Linked DNA regions of Homo sapiens: region 1 is linked to region 2. A link is an interaction called in ENCODE POLR2A ChIA-PET data of the cell type or tissue named here. Cell type or tissue: CD4-positive, alpha-beta T cell. All regions are shown on one strand.

Region 1 (8,000 bases), 160 kb after region 2:
GGAGGCTGAGGTGGGAGGATCACCTGAGGTCAGAAGTTTGAGACCAGCCTGGCCAACATGGTGAAACCCTGTCTCTACCAAAAATACAAAAATTAGCCGGGCATCGTGGCGGGTGCCTGTAATCCCAGCTACTCAGGAGGCTGAGGCAGGAGGATTGCTTGAACCTGGGAGGCGGAGGTTGCAGTGAGCCAAGATTGCACCAGTGCATTCCAGCCTGTGTGACAGAGCAAAACTCTGTCTCAAAAAAAAAAAAAAAAAAAAAAAAAAAATCAGTTCAGTTGTATTTCTACACACTAGCAATGGACAATCAGTAAAATTAGGAAGACAATTTCATTTACAATAATATCAAAAATAAAATACTTACCAATAAGTTTAGCCAAAGAGATGTAAGACTTGTACATGGAAACTATAAATACAGTTGACAGAAATTAAGATCTAAGTAAATACAAAGCCTTCCCATGTTCATGCGTTGGAAGACCTAATGTTGCTAAGATGGTTTGCATTCTCTAAACTGATCTACAGATTCAACGTAATCTTTGTAAGTACCCAGTCTTTTTTTTTTTTTTTTGAAGAAATTGACAAAGTAATCCTAAAATTCATATGGAAATTCAAGAAGTTCCTATTGTTTAAAGCCAAAACAATTTTGAAAAAGAACAAAGTTGGAAGACTCATACTTTCCAGTTTCAAAACTTTCTATGAAGCCACAGTATCCAAGATAGTGTGTTACTGGCATTAGGATATATAGATCAATGGAACAGAACTGAGAGTCTAGAAATAAACTCATATTTATGGTCAACTGATCTTCATCAAGAGTTCCAAGACAATTCAATGGAACAAAGAATAGTCTCTTTCAAAAAATGATGCTGAGACAACTGGATAGCCACATGAAAAAGAATTTTGGCCCCTACTTCACACCATGTACAAAAACATACCTCGAAAGACACCATAGATCTAATGTAGGAGCTAAAACTACAAAACTCCTAGAAGAAAACATAGGAGCAAATCTTGTGACCTGAAATTAGACAATGGTTTCTTAGATATAACACCAAAAGTGTAAGCAATAAAAGAAATATTTGATAAACAGGACATCATCAAAATTAAAAGCTTTTGTGCTTCAAAGGACATCATCAAGAAAGCAAAAAAGACAACCCACAGAAGGGAAAAATATTTGCAAATTATATCTGATAAGAAATATATAATTTCTTATACATATCCAGAATAAATAAAGAATTCTTAAAACTTAAAGAGAAATAATCTAATAGCTATTAGGGATGCTAAGGTGGGAGGATCGCTTGAGCCTAGGAGATTGAAGCCACCGTCGGCAACACAGCGAGACCCTGTCTCTAAAAGAAATAAAATTTGTAAAAATGGCCAATAGGTGCCATCAAGCACATTAAAAGATGGTCAACATCATGTAGTCATCAGGAAAATGCAAATCAAAACCACAATGAAATACCACTTAAAACCCACTAAGATGGCCATGATAAAAAAGACTGATAATAACAAATGTTGGTAAGGATATAGAGAAATTAGAACCCTCATACATTGTTGGTGGGAATTTAAAATGGTGCGGCTGCTTTAGAAAACAGTTTCACAGTTCTTCAAAAAATTAAGCATGGAGTTACCATATGATTCAGCAATTTCACTCCTAGGTATATACCCAAGAGAAAACATATGTCCACAAAAACTTATACACATGCTCACAGCAGCACAATTCAAAATAGCCAGAAGGTAAAAATAATCCAAATGTCCATCAACTGGTAAATGAATAGACAGAATGTAGCATATCCTACAGTGGAATACTGTTCAGCTACAAAAAGGAATGAGGTATTGATACCTGCTACCACATGAATGAACCCTGAAACATTATGCTAAGTGAAAGAAGCCACACATAAAAGGCCACATATTATATAATTCCATTTATACGAAATGTTCAGAACTGGGCAATCCATAGAGACAGAAAGTTGATTCGTAGTTGCCAGGGACTGAGGGGAGGAGGGAATGGTCAGCAACTGCTAATGGGTACAAGGTTTCTTTCGGGACTAACAGATATGTTCTGGAATGAGATAGTGGTGTTGGTTGTACCACTTGTGAATATATTAATACCAAAAACAACTTTAAAGGAGTGAATTTTGTGGCATATGAATTATATCTTAATGGCAATTATTAAAACACATACATAAAGTGTGTCACAGGGTGAGCCAAGCGTCACAGAGAAGAGACTACATGGGAGGCGTGTTCCCTGAAAAGGCACCTCTGAAGACCAGTTACCATGTGCACTCCAACTCACTTCTTGGCTTGATGGGTGAGAACATTGGGAGTTGGCCACTAGATTAAGGACTGGATGGATCTAGTTTTAACTTTTGATCCTGAAATTTGAGAGAGAAATCATATCCTGGTATCTTTTGGGCTTCTTTATCAGTAGCAAAACAGTCAGACAGGACCTCTAGCAACAAGGAGAAAGCATGCAGGCTGGAAGCCTAGAGAACAGGTCCAGCTGAGAAATAATGTACAGCAGCAAGGGCAGGTAAAATCAGGGCAGGGTTGACTCTTCTAGAGCCAACCAACAGGTCCAGATGTGGATGGTGCTAAGGAAGACCTAAACTGTAAAACTATTGTTTACCCCAAGAACAAGAGCTCAGGACAGTAGAAAGTACATGGGTGGTAGAGATGAACAGATCCAGGTTCAAATCCTGGCTCTGCCACTTATTAGCTGTGTGATCTTAAAAGAGCTTCTTAATTTTTCTCTGCCCCAGTTTACTCGGCTCTTTGCAGGGTGATAAGACTGAAAGGCTAATATATATGAAAAGTGCCTGGCATATAATAGTTGTTCAGTAAATGGTAGTTTTTATTATTAGTACTGTCTTGTCAGCATAACTATTCATACGAAATGGCCCCTGCCAGCATTCAGTAACACCTGCCATGTGGTTTGAGAATTATCTGGAAATTTCTATTTTCCTAGCTACTTTGGTCCTATAGGCAAGATTGGATAGAAAATGTTTGAGCATTAAGATTTCCTAAAACTCATGTGATCCAAATATGACAGACATGGGTAAGTTAGCCTTAATCTATAGAGGGCTCTTAGAAAACAATGGGAAAAAAGATTAATAGGCCAATGGAAAATTAAGCAAAAACCATGAAAAAGCAACTCATATAAGAACATACACAAAGCTAACGAAATGTTCAACCTTATTAGTAATCATAAGAATGAAAACTAAAATAAGATAACATTTGAACTTATTAAATCATCAAATATCTGACAATCTTTGGTGAGATATTGGCCAGAGTTGGGAAAACAGCCACTCTCATACACTCCTGATGGGAGTATTAATTGGAACAATATTTCTAGAGGGCAATTTAGCAATGAGTATCAAAAGCCTCAAAAACAGCACACTCTTAGACTCAGCATTCCACTTCTAAGAATTTATGCTTTAGAAATAATCATGAATGTGTGCAAAAATTTAGCTACAAGGATATTCATTTGATTGCAATATTATTTTTAATAATGAGAACCTGAAAACAACCAATATATCCAATGACAGGGAATTAGTTAAATAAATTATGAAATACATTTACAATGGAATACTTAATAACTAGGAAAGGTACTCACCATAATCAACATAATACAAAATTATCCCATTTTTGTAAGTTACAGGAAACAAACAAAAGGTCAGCACTGGTTAATTCCAGATGACAGGGGTATAGGCTAGCTTTTTTCTTCTTTTGTTGATGTGCATCTTCTACAGTGATCACATATCACTTTTGCATGAAGAAAAAGCATCATTAAATAAATCTACTCATGGAGGTCCAGGCCCTCCATGATTGCAGCTCCGTGCACCCAGCCTAGAGCATGCTGCTCCTCGGCCCAGTGACTATTCTTCTAGCCTCCAGTTCCCTCAGCCTGCCAGCCCAGAGTGTGTTCTCAGGGCTGGGTCACTGCTTTCTGCTCCTCTCTGGGCCCTCTCCCTGCACTGCATGGCTCTAGACTCAGGTCTGCCACTAGCTATCACCCCAGTGGATCACTTGGTCTCCTCACCTCCATTCCTCCACCTGCAAGTCCCATGACCTAAGGCTTATCCTCCACTCCTAACCCCACGACACAGCAGTCTGAAAATAAAACTGCTCCACTGAATTTGACCATTATTGCACCATTATCACCACCCTATTATTAGTCCATCAGAGGGGACAGGCCATCACCACTGGCCTGAGAGGAGATGGACAATCTCAACAGGGCTTGGAGGTGTGATTTCACTTCCCTGCCAAGGAGGTGGCAGAAGGCTGGTCACCACACCAGGGCGTCACTCCTTGACAACACCACAACTGCCCAGAGTCCGTCCCTACGTAGTGATATGCAGGTGGGGAGGGCTCTGGCAAGAAGTTAGTGTAACCAGATCCCTTCTGACAGACCTGAGATGCGCAGGAATTCTTAAGGGCAAGAGGGTCAAGCCTGGTTTTCTCCCTGAATCTCCACCCAAACACCAAAACACCAGGGCTGGGCCCCCGCTAGAAGATGTGCTGCTCATGGGTCATGCAGGCTGTACTGAAAGACAACAAGTCACAGGAAGCTGCCTCTCTTACAGGGTGGTGCCGTCCTGTGGTTTCCCACCCTCTTGGAGGTGTAGCCATTGTTTGCTTGGTTTCATGACACCTCTTCTCCTCCTGAAAGTGCTGTATGTTGATTTTCCTTCTAAGTGAAGTGAACACAAATGATTCACCAGGGGCCCTGAGGTCACTGGGGCTCCCTGAGGATGTTCAGGCCCCTGAATGACAATGGGTGCTCTGAAGTCTGGGCCACTTCCTTCCCTCCTGCTTCCCATCTGAACTTAGAGGCAGATTAAGCCCCAGCTGCTCTCAGCTCTTTAAACAGAGTTGCCCTGATGGGCTGGCAAGTTCACACATACCTGCACCTTCTGAGGCTACCACAAGAGCTTTCTGTGACTCTTCAAATTTCATGCTTTATCTTAAAAATTAATGCAAATTTTCCTTGATACTCTATTTTTGCCCTACTGTATTTTATTAATTCTAAGCTGCACTCACCCCCACTTCCATTGTAACATCTTTAAAATCAGGATGTCTTAGAATCCACAGTGGCTGTAGTTTAATTGGCAGTGCTTTTTCTCAGTGTTACATAAAATAACAATGTATTTTCTGATAAATGGCATCTTAGAGTTGATGAAATATAATGATAAAAAAATACTTTCCTGTAGAATTAGAGTTGAACTGACATTCTGAAAGATGTGCCACCACGTTTGCACACTCCTGGCTCCCTGCCTAGGGCCCTGGTTTAAGGACCATTTCCAGATGTCATTTCCTCATGCCTGTCATGCCCCATGGCATCGGGAATACAGCCTTCACCAGCACACTGTTCCCACAGGAGAGGACCATGAGGAAGCTCATCCTGAAGGACACCCCCTAGTCCTCTGTTCCAGGGGCTACTCAATGGCAACCAAAGGAAATGTTCACTGCGCATTTCCCATGGGCCATGCATTGAGCTAAATGCTGTGTGTTCACTTCCTTCAACTTTGCCAACAACCCTATGAGCTACCTGTGATATCCCATTAAGCAGATGGGAAAAATAAGGCTGTGAGAGGTTATAGGACTTTCCTCTGTGCTGAACCCAGATCTCTCTGACTTAAGAGGCCTAGCACTGATCCCTGTGCCTCCTGAAGAACGAGCACAGAGCGAGCATGGGCTTCTGCTGCAAGACACTGTGGTGTCTCCTTCTGCACAGAAGGGGTACCCATGCTCCATATGGCCTGCCTGTTTGGAAAGTGATCCTCACTTGCCTGCAAGAGAGTCCCTCTCAGGAGCTCCCGGTTTCCCATCTCCCCAGACTCTGCAAATGCCCTCAGTGGGGGCCCTGGTGTGTAGGCTGAGCTGGAGGACAAGATACAGACAGATCTCAGAGATAATGAAAGTCAATATCAAAAGGGGCAGAAAGCCATCTCTGCCCCCAGGATATGTCACTTCAGTTCTTATTCCTTCCTGCTGCCCCGCTTCCTTATAACTTACCTCTTCACCTAGACACTTCCAAACTCAACTTCCCACAACACCTCCCTCCCCTTGCTCTCAAATTCTGGCTCGTTTTTTATGTGTATCCCACAATGATTTACAACCCTGAAACTAACCCAGGGAAACCACTGGATTTCTCAGACCTGCCCTCTCCTCCAGGCAATAATACCAGCTACCATTTTTCTGACCATCTATAGGATGGCAGCTGGTGACTTATCCCTAATCTTCCTAGGTCTGGTCCTGTTGTCCAAATGAGCAAGCAGAGGAACAGAGAGGCAAGGTAGCTAGCCTAAAGTCACACAGCAAGCAAGCAGCAGGGCCAAGAAGTTAGCTAAGGTCTGACTGCAAAGCTACGCCTTTCCCCCTGCACCATCGAGTTCCTCGACGATCAACTATACGCAGAGATGGGACTGAAAGGTGGCTTCTCCAGCTAGCATACATATTACCAGTCTTTCTCTGTATCTCTGTCAGTCTATCTCCCAGTAAAAATCCAAACACCAATCATGTCAATAGGGCTAGATTTGCAAGTGGCTGTCCCCAGCCCTTTACCCCAAACAGGGAGGACTCTTCCTCAGGAGATTTGCATGTATCACAAACCCTAACACCAAAATGCAACTTTTAAAGCAGCAAGCTTATTCCTCACGTGTTTCCATCCCCCTCCCATGTGGCTCACCCCCTTGTTATTTCTGGGCACAGGTGTGTCTCCCCCACAAGCTGTAAATTTCTTTAAACATTTTGTTGTTGTTGTTGTTGTTGAAAGGGCGAAGAAGTCCACAGGAAAGGAAAAGGAAAAACCACAGAACCATCCCCAGGAGAAATGTGCACACACAAAACACGCCCTCACACCTCTGCAATTCTTCATGCAACAGGAGAGCTTCACAGGGCACAAGTGAAGAATCACGATTCTGTTTCCCTCTTGCACCCTCTATTCTGTGTCTGTACACAGTAAGTGCTGAATAATTTTATGAAGGATCAATGCCACTACTTCTCTCTCCTCCTCCTTCCACCACCATCTTTGGTCAGAAAGAATGTAGCTGTTTACTTTATCACACTTTCTATGAGGCGCTTCCCTGGCTCTCAGATTTCTAAGTTCTCTGTACCATCCTCCCTCTGTGAAGTTCCATCACCTTCCTGTTCTATGTCGTCCATACCCTGTTCCCAGAGGCTTGCCCCTGCCTCTCTCTAGTCCCCCATGAATTTTGCCAGTTCTTTATTGACAGGCAGCCCTATACTACTGGCAGGGACCTTACAGTCCTCCCCTCATCTCACAGATGGAGATCACCAGGACTTGCTCTGTAATTGCACAAGGTTGCCCTGTTTTCTGACAGAGGGAGACCCAATCCCAGGAATCTTGACCCAGTTAGTTCAGCCTTCCTAACCCTCCCTATACAACCTCTGCCCAGCAATCTGCTGCCTCCTCCCTGGAAAGCAAAAGCACTAGTGGCCTTGTGTGATCCTGGCCTCTCAGATTTTCAGCTCTGGCAGGACTCTTCCAGACCATGAAGCAAGGACCTTTGTGCAAGCTAGAAAAAGGCACCCTCTCTGGTCAGATGCAGCACAGGGGGCGCACAGTTTGGCAAGCAGAGTGCCAGCTTGATCTGACCCCTCGGCCAGCAATCCTGCACAGGGCCCTTCCGCACACACATTCCTGTCAGCTCTGATGGAGAGGTGCACCTCGGCTGGCTTATCTCGGAAGGACTGAAGCATCATCCCAGTCACATCAGTTCTCTCCAGGTCTCTGTTTGACCCGCTCACAGATAGAAACAGGTATACATTTGACCCACTCACAGATGGAAACAGGTATACCCGCATTCACAGCAGCATTATTCACAATGCCCAAATGATTGGATAAATAAAATGTCAAATATACATACGATGAGATATTATTTAACCTTTGAAAGGAAGGAAATTCTGGTACATGCTACAACATCGATTAACCTTGGAAACATTACGCTCAGTGAAAGAAACGAGTCGCAAAAGGACACACA
Region 2 (8,000 bases):
AGCCAAGAAGGGGCCTCAGGAGAAACCAAACTTGCTGGCACCTTAATCTTGGACCTCCAGCTTCCAGAATCATGAGAAAATAAACTTTGGTTGTTGAACCCACCCAGGCTGTTTCATTTTGTTATGACAGCCCTATCATACCAAGACCAATACCTAAAAACCATGCAAGTTCACTAGATCAGGGAGAAAAAGTATAGGATGGAGGCAGAGGCCTAGGTGCAGCTCGGATGCATCCTCCTCCTTGGGCTGTGTTTCAGAGCAGTGTGACAGAGCAGGAATGTGGCCTGGCTTCAGCTACCCGCAGAAGAGCATTCTTTCATGCATTCCCACTGACCATGAGACCCACACCACTACCTCACTGACACCATACCCACTCACCCCAAGGCTTTAGTCATACAAAGAAAAGAGCCATTCTATATTGTTCTTCGGTGCTCTCATAATGTTTAACCATGCTTTTTACTTAAAGAATTCCAGGAACTGGACTGAAGAGATCCAAAATATGGAACCAAGGTTGCGGAGTGTCCCACCTCAGGAAGGAATGCTGAACAACTGATTTATAGCCTTGTTGTTGCCGGCTAGACCACCAGGTGGCCCATGACTCAAGATAATCATCACAACCAGATACATTGACTTGCATACCCTAACCCTCACATGCGTTGCCCAGCCCAGCCTGCATACCCTACCCTGATATCAATTCCTGTACTTCGCCTAATAAAAAAAATCCCAACTGGGGACGGACACGGTGGTTCATGCCTGTAATCCCAGCACTTTGGGAGGCTGAGGCGGGTGGATGGCTTGACCTCAGGAGTTTGAGACCAGCCTGGGCAACATGGAGGAAACCCCATCTCTACTAAAAATACATAACTTAGCTGGGCATGGTGGCACATGCCTGTAGCCCCAGCTACTTGGGAGGGTGAGGTGGGAGGATCACCTGGGTCCAGGAGGTAGAGGCTGCAGTGAGCCGTGATCGTGCCACTGCACTCTAGCCTGGGCAACACAGAGCAAGACCCTGTGTCAATTAAAAAAAAAAAAAAATCCCAATCGGCTGTTTTCAGAGGGTCAGTCAGGGAATTCTCTCTCTCTCTACCTTATGCCCTGGCGTAAGCGCCAATGAAGCCTTGTCTGGGAAGACTCTTTTCGCCTCATTTCTATTGCACCAAAAGCCCAAGAACCCATGGTCAGTAACAGCAAGGTCAAGGTGGGACAAATCTCCTAAACCCTGATAACTGGCAGTCTGCCTGCCCTGAAGTCCTGAAGCTGAAGTAGTCTACAAGTACACGGAGCAGGTGTGAGTAGCTGGTCTGAAAATGTATGACTCCAGGTCATAGTCTGGGAGTGATCAACTCCTTTTATCAGCTTACTTTCTTGTTTCACCTCTTACCCAAAAAGTAATCTGATTACTGGTTCTAATTAATGTATATGTCATGGCTGTTGTTCCAGAAAAGACAAGACCTTGGGGGTGAATGGACTATGGCAAAGTGAGGTCGCTGTTAGCAGACTCCCAAAGGTTTGACGAAATTACACAGACCATCTGGCTCAGTGCTGCCTTTGGCTGGGAATTCACTGGTCTCTAGGTTCTGCCTGGGTGCCTTGGTCTTCCCGGAGTGTAGGGTGGACAGAACCACTCCCCTGGGGCCAAGAGAGAAGGAGTGGGCTCACAAATGCTCACTGCTGCTAAGGTGCCCAGCTGCCCCGGATCAATTAAGTTTAAACAGCAGCTATGTCACTGGGGCTGGGGTGGAGGGAAGAATCAAAGTGAGGAAGGAGGGTGTTTCTAAGATATTGGCAGGCCAATGTCTGGAGGGCCTGGGAGGGGCAACGTGCTCTAGGAGACAGAGCTGAAAGGCCTTTACTTTCCCAAGGATGGCAGGGTGGGAGGGTTTAGCTCATTCAAATGCAAAAGCCTTTCAGTATTTACTGCCACTCCTCCCAGCTCCAACATAAAGGCCTATAGGTTCTCTTCACATCTTTCCATTCACTTGGGCTGTGGGGGTGATTGACACAGCTGGGGGCAGCCCCCATAATCATTCCTAGCTGAGATGCATACAAACCAACACACACCTCAAGCTTGACACCTTACGAAGGTGGGCCGAAAGTCCTCCCGGTCCCAACCAGACATACGGAGGAGGCACGGGGAAGTGGAACAGAGGCCCCACACACAGGGGCAGATTTGAATCAAATTAGAACAAAGAGTCCCTTAGCATCGTGTCATAGCCAGTTAGCCCAGAGCAAATGGGGGCATGAGGAGGCGAAGGTCCGATGGATCATGTCCGAGCCCGAGTTTTAGCTTCTCAGCTCCCCTGTATGAGCCAGGCCCCAAAGCCAGGCTTTTCCTACTAGGACCAAAGGGCTGGACTTGGCCCCCACCAGCTCAGTGGGGCCAGTGTGAGAAAGCACAGGACAGACTCTAAACGTCAAAGGCCTAAAGCAAGGAAGCCTCATCATTATTCTCTGCAAGGTTAAAGGAGACAGGGCACTTCTTTTTTTATTTTTGAGACGGAGTTTCGCTCTTGTTGCCCAGGCTGGAGTGCAATGGCGCGCTCTCGGCTCACAGCAACCTCCGCCTCCTGGGTTCAAACAATTCTCCTGCCTCAGCCTCCCGAGTAGCTGGGATTACAGGCATGTGCCACCATGCCCAGCTAATTTTTGTATTTTTCGTAGAGACGGGGTTTCTCCATGTTGGTCAGGCTGGTCTCGAACTCCCGACCTCAGGTGATCCGCCCGCCTCAGCCTCCCAAAGTGCTGGGATTACAGGCATGAGCCACCGCGCCCAGCAAAAAAAAGCATTCATATGAATGAGAGAAACATGGAGGAGAAAAGAAAGCCTCTCTTGGCAGCACTCAGCAGTTAGAACTATGTCAAGCCTCATCCTAATGGTCACATTTACCACCTTGGAAATTTCCGTTTTCACTGTCCGTTCTCATTCATGTGATGCTGGGGGTGGGGTTGGACCCATCTGTGTGGGACTCAAGGTCTTGGATCTAAGCAGACCCGCTCCTCAGAAGGCCTTCCGTGAGGCCTAAATGATGTTTGTCGTCTTCTCCTTCTTTTGCGATTTGTTTAGTTTAAAATATTTAACCCGAGGCACAATGAAGTGTCTCATTTACAAGGTTCTCCCGGACCATTAGACTGGGACTCCACATTCATTATGCTGATGAACGCGCTACTTACTCATGCAAATTCCAAGAGCGGCAGACTCAGAGATGGGAGGTGCTCAAGGTACGATATCAAGGGCTGATTTAATTACACAGCCATTCAGTGGGACAAGCACGGCAATTTTTAGCCAACTGTTCTAGTAAATATTACGGGAAACCCTTTTATAGAGTGCTAATTCCGGCTTAGTGTTTTCGCTAAGCTTTAGTTCTTACTCAAACATGCACACGGGCCCCCAAAGATGCTACCACCAGGCCAGAAAATCACACAGATAAAGCATGAGCCCATATGCCATCTTGCAGTCAATCATCCTTTTAAAAATGTTATAAATGTCTGCATATCACTGTCATTTAGGTGGGGACAAACTAAGGTCCAGTAACTTCCCTGTGTCTGTTCTTCCTCCGTCCCCCTCCCCCGTGACTCTGAGTCCTGCAGACCAGCCCTTGGGCATGTTTTGGGTCACCAAATGCCACTGCTCCCAGGAGTTTGACAAAACAACCGCTGTAAACTCATTTCAGACGTTTGAAACAATACCCAATCACTGCATCCACCCTCGAGGAGCGCCCCAGAGGAAATGGCATCATTACTTTCATTTTACTCCGTTTGTGAACGACTAAAGGAAAACAACACGTCCTAGGACTCTCGGGAACGTTATTAAGTGACCCCTAAGAAATTAATCATCAAGAGCTAAAATAACCCTCTGCTGCACATACACCGCCGTTTCTCTAAGTGGAGAAACAAATTTCACTTTCCACAGTTGGAACAGAAACTCTTATGCATCCCCGTTTCTTCAAAAAAAAGTCTATAAATAACCTAGGATCAGCAAAATTATGCAAAACATCCTGCTAGAAGAAGAAATGTAAACTAAAACCACTTACAGAGAGACTCAGGCTGCCAACTTAATCTGATGCTACGACGACTGTAAACATGTTGTACTTTTGGAACCTGAAGCGATCCACATTAGCACGGATGTCAGTAAAAAAAAAAAAAAGAAAAAAAAAAAGAGAGAGAGAGAGAAAGAAAAAGGAGGGAAAAAAATCGCAACGACTAAACAACAACAAAAGCCCAGCCCCAAACAGAGCAACGTGATACGGTATTCTGCACGGTGCACAGCCCGACGGCTGACCAGCTGCAGTCAATACCAGCTATCCGCGCTTGCACACGCCAACTGTTTTGACTACACGCACTTGTTAAACACGGAGTTTCAGGTCCTACCAGTTGGACACCAGAAGTTCATAGAACTGACCCAGTGCCAAGAACAACAAGCACAGAAAGCGAACCGGCTGCCTCGTGCGGGTGTTTTTGTTAACTGTTTATGCAAGCCCCAAAGCAATTGGGTAACAATTACGAATAAAAAAGAACTTAAATTACAAAAGCAAAAGATTACCACCTTGAAGGAAATGTAGATATTGGCAGCTGAAGGACAGACGTCATGCTACTTTATTGGTGGGGTGGGTGGGTAGTTTTCAGAGAGAACTGGTTGGGGGAGGGGGAGGTGTCACATGACACACTGCGGTTATTAGCAGAAGGAACTGGGTGCTTCCTCGAAGCATCTTTTAGAGATTGACTTAGATTTTGCAAATGTGGAGGCTTTGCTGCACATGTGGGGGTGATGGCAGGAGCACTAGAATTTGTCAGTTGGTAAATCCCATAGGAGAAGAAAGGGACATGCTGGATGAATTTCTTTCTTTCCTTCCTTCCTTCCTTCCTTCCTTCCTTCCTTCCTTCCTTCCTTCCTTCCTTCCTCCCTCCCTCCCTCCCTCCCTTCCTTCCTTCTTTTTTTGAGATGGAGTCTGGCTCTGTCACCCAGGCTGGAGTGCAATGGCGCTATCTTGGCTCACTGCAACCTCTGCCTCCTGGGTTCAAGCAATTCTCCTGCCACAGCCTCCTAAGTAGCTGGGATTACAGGCATGCACCACTACGCCTGGCTAGTTTTTGTATTTTTGGTAGAGATGGAGTTTTGCCATGTTGGCCAGGCTGGTCTCGAACTCCTGACCTCAAGCGATCAACCCGTCTCAGCCTCCCAGAGTGCTGGGATTACAGGTATGAGCCACCGCACCCAGCTCTTTCTTTTTTAGAGACCTTTTGCTCTGCCACCCAGGCTGAAGTGCAGTGGTGCCATCAGAGCTCACTGCATCCTTGAATTCCTGGGCTCAAGCGATCCTCCCGATTCAGCCTCCTAAGGAGCCGCACCACTGCCCTTGGCTAATTTTTAAATCTTTTGTAGACACGGAGTCTTGCCACCAGGCTGGTCTCAAACTCCTGGCCTCAAGCGATCCTCCTGCTTTGGCCTTCCAAAGCACTGGGATTACAAGCATGAGCCGTCATGCCCAGCAGAAACACTTCTTAAATTGCTTATTTTAACAGGCTTTTCCATTTTTCCCAGAGTGCATCAAGCAGTATCTCACTGTAGGACCAAGAGAATTAACCAAATAAAATTTTAGTTACCTGAGGAGTTCAGAAAACAATTCCAAGAGAACCTGGGTGTGGACGTAAGAGTGAGAAATTTTTTTTGTTTTTGTTTTAAATAGAGACAAGGTTTCTCTCTTGCCCAGGCTGGAGTGCAGTGGTGCCATCATAGCTCACTGCAGCCTTGAACTCCTGGGCTCAAGGAATCCTTCTGCCTCAGCCTCCCAAGTAGCTGGGACTATAGGTGTCTGCCACCATGCCTGGCTAATTTTTAAAGTTTTTGTAGAGACAGAATCTCACTATGTTGCCCAAGCTAGTCCTGAACTCCTGGCCTCAGGCAGTCCTCCCGCTTGGGCCTCCAAAGTGCTGGGGTTACAGGCTTGAGCTACTGTGTCTGACCGAGTGAGAAATTTTAAATTGCTGGGTGGACTTAAATCTAATGCCCCATCCATCCATCCATCCATCCATCCATCCATCCATCCATCCATCCATCTAATTTGAAGAATAAAATGTCACCCCCTTCCCACTCCACAGGTTTTGGGGAAAGTAATGAGTAAGTAGAAACAGGCTGTTTGGAAAAGCCACTGTGACTGTGGGCCAGCTTCACCTTTGTTTTGGAGAGCAAAGGTTGCTCTTCTGGTTACGGGGCCACCAGCGCCATGGTGGTGAACAGGAACCCACATAGTGGCTTTCTCTTTCCCCTCAAAGTAACCCACATTTTATTACCAACTATATATAGAAATTGTTTCACTGGGATCTGAAATGGAGCCACCCTGGAGTGAAATGCAGCAGTTGCCTGATACATCACAGGAGAAGAGCAAAGGCAACTTAGCACATCCAAGACCAAGGAAGGAGCAGGGGAGGAAGAAGTCGGGAGCAAGAAGTCTGGGGTGGGGAAAGGAGGAGGGTGGAAGGGATGCAGCAAGAGAGAAGTTTCAGGTCCTGAGGGAGAAGTGAGCCTTTTTTTTTTTTTTTAAGGCAGAGTCTCGCTCTGTTGCCTAGGCTGGAGTGCAGTGGTGCCATCTTGGCTCACTGCAACCTCCGCCTCCCGGGTTCAAGCAATTCTCCTGCCTCAGCCTCCCCAGTATCTGGGTCTACAGGCACATGCCACTGCACCTGGCTAATTTTTATATTTTTAGTAGAGATGGTTTCACCATGTTGGCCAGGCTGGTCTCGATCTCCTGATCTCAGGCAATCCACCTGCCTTGGCCTCCCAAAGTGCTGGGAGTACAGGTGTGAGCCACTGCACCTGGCTGAGAAGTGAGTCTTCAATCAGCCCTGTCCTTGGGGTCAGCAACTGTTAAAGTAGCCCCAGGATTTCTGTGGGTTAAAACCCCACAGTTTATGTCTCTTTCATGCACATTACATTATTTGATCCTGTGAGGTGGGAAGGGCGGCTATTATTACCCCCATTATGAAGGAGGGAAACAGGGTTCAGAGAAACCTGTGACTTTCCCAAGTTACACACCCAGGAAAGCTTTCTGATGTCCAATCCTGGGTCTCAGCCTCATGGCCGATAATGTACGCTGGTGTGCAGCTTCATTATTCACAAAGCAGCTTAAAAGGGGCAGACTTTATTATTCCCATTTTCACAGACAAGTAAACTGGGATTTGGAGAGGCTATGTGATTTGGCCAGGGCCACACTGCAAACCACAAACAGCCCTAGGTCTTCCAACTCCTGGCCCGGCCCTCCTTGCTTCCCTCTATGGCGCTTCCAGAGAAAACAATGATAAAACTAAAAAGGCCAATGGAGTTGTTTGACTCTAAAAGCACAACCTCAGCCAGGCACGGTGGCTCACACCTGTAATCCCAGCACTTTGGAAGGCTGAGGCGGTGGATTGCCTGAGGTCAGGAGTTCGAAACCAGCCCAGCCAACATGCTGAAACCTGTCTCTCCAAAAAATACAAAAATTAGTTGGGCGTGGTGGCCGGTGCCTGTAGTCCCAGCTACTCAGGAGGCTGAGGCAGGAGAATTGCTTGAATCTGGGAGGCGGAGGTTGCAGTGAGCCGAGATCACACCATTGCATCTCTACTAAAAATACAAAAATTAGCCGGGCGTGGTGGCCGGTGCCTGTAGTCCCAGCTACTCGGGAGGCTGAGGCAGGAGAATTGCTTGAATCCAGGAGGCAGAGGTTGCAGTGAGCCGAGATCACACCACTGCGCTCCAGCCTGGGTGACAGAGCAAGACTCCGTCTCAAAATAAATAAACATTAAATAAAATAAAAGCACAACATCGCCCTCAATTTTCTCAACATTCCCTGTCTTCATGGCTTTTCTAGTGTTTCATAGTGAATGTGCCTAACACAGAAGGGTTCCTTTCCACAGTGTGGGGGGAGCTTCGGACATCTGCACTCCAGAGCTACTATTTCAATGGAAAACAATCGTCTTGATCCAGTTTGCACCCCATCCTTTGATTTGATCAGTTCACCTAAATGCCA

Evidence for each region. Peaks named below come from ENCODE experiments on the same cell type or tissue, not always from the same donor. Only the 100,000 strongest peaks of a DNase experiment are listed, where the experiment ranks them.
Region 1: POLR2A ChIA-PET joins it to region 2 with 17 read pairs; 4 of 35 experiments call an interaction of 5 or more read pairs at or near these places.

What each region holds. Positions count from the first base shown.
Region 1 is chr7:105,844,964-105,852,963 of GRCh38, forward strand. All of the region lies in intron 2 of ATXN7L1 (ataxin 7 like 1), which reads right to left. Among named protein-coding and RNA genes, the nearest start is that of ATXN7L1, 28 kb to the right of the region's middle. In CD4-positive, alpha-beta T cell, no CTCF peak of the experiment used is centred here; a DNase peak (open chromatin) is centred at 4,688; H3K4me3 peaks cover 898 bases; H3K27ac peaks cover 2,558 bases.
Region 2 is chr7:105,687,529-105,695,528 of GRCh38, forward strand. All of the region lies in intron 3 of ATXN7L1 (ataxin 7 like 1), which reads right to left. Among named protein-coding and RNA genes, the nearest start is that of EFCAB10, 110 kb to the left of the region's middle. RefSeq lists enhancers at 1,046-1,721, 1,722-2,397, 2,398-3,073, 3,074-3,749, 3,750-4,425 and 1 more. In CD4-positive, alpha-beta T cell, CTCF peaks have their summits at 640 and 860; DNase peaks (open chromatin) are centred at 3,703 and 4,643; H3K4me3 peaks cover 1,944 bases; H3K27ac peaks cover 1,454 bases.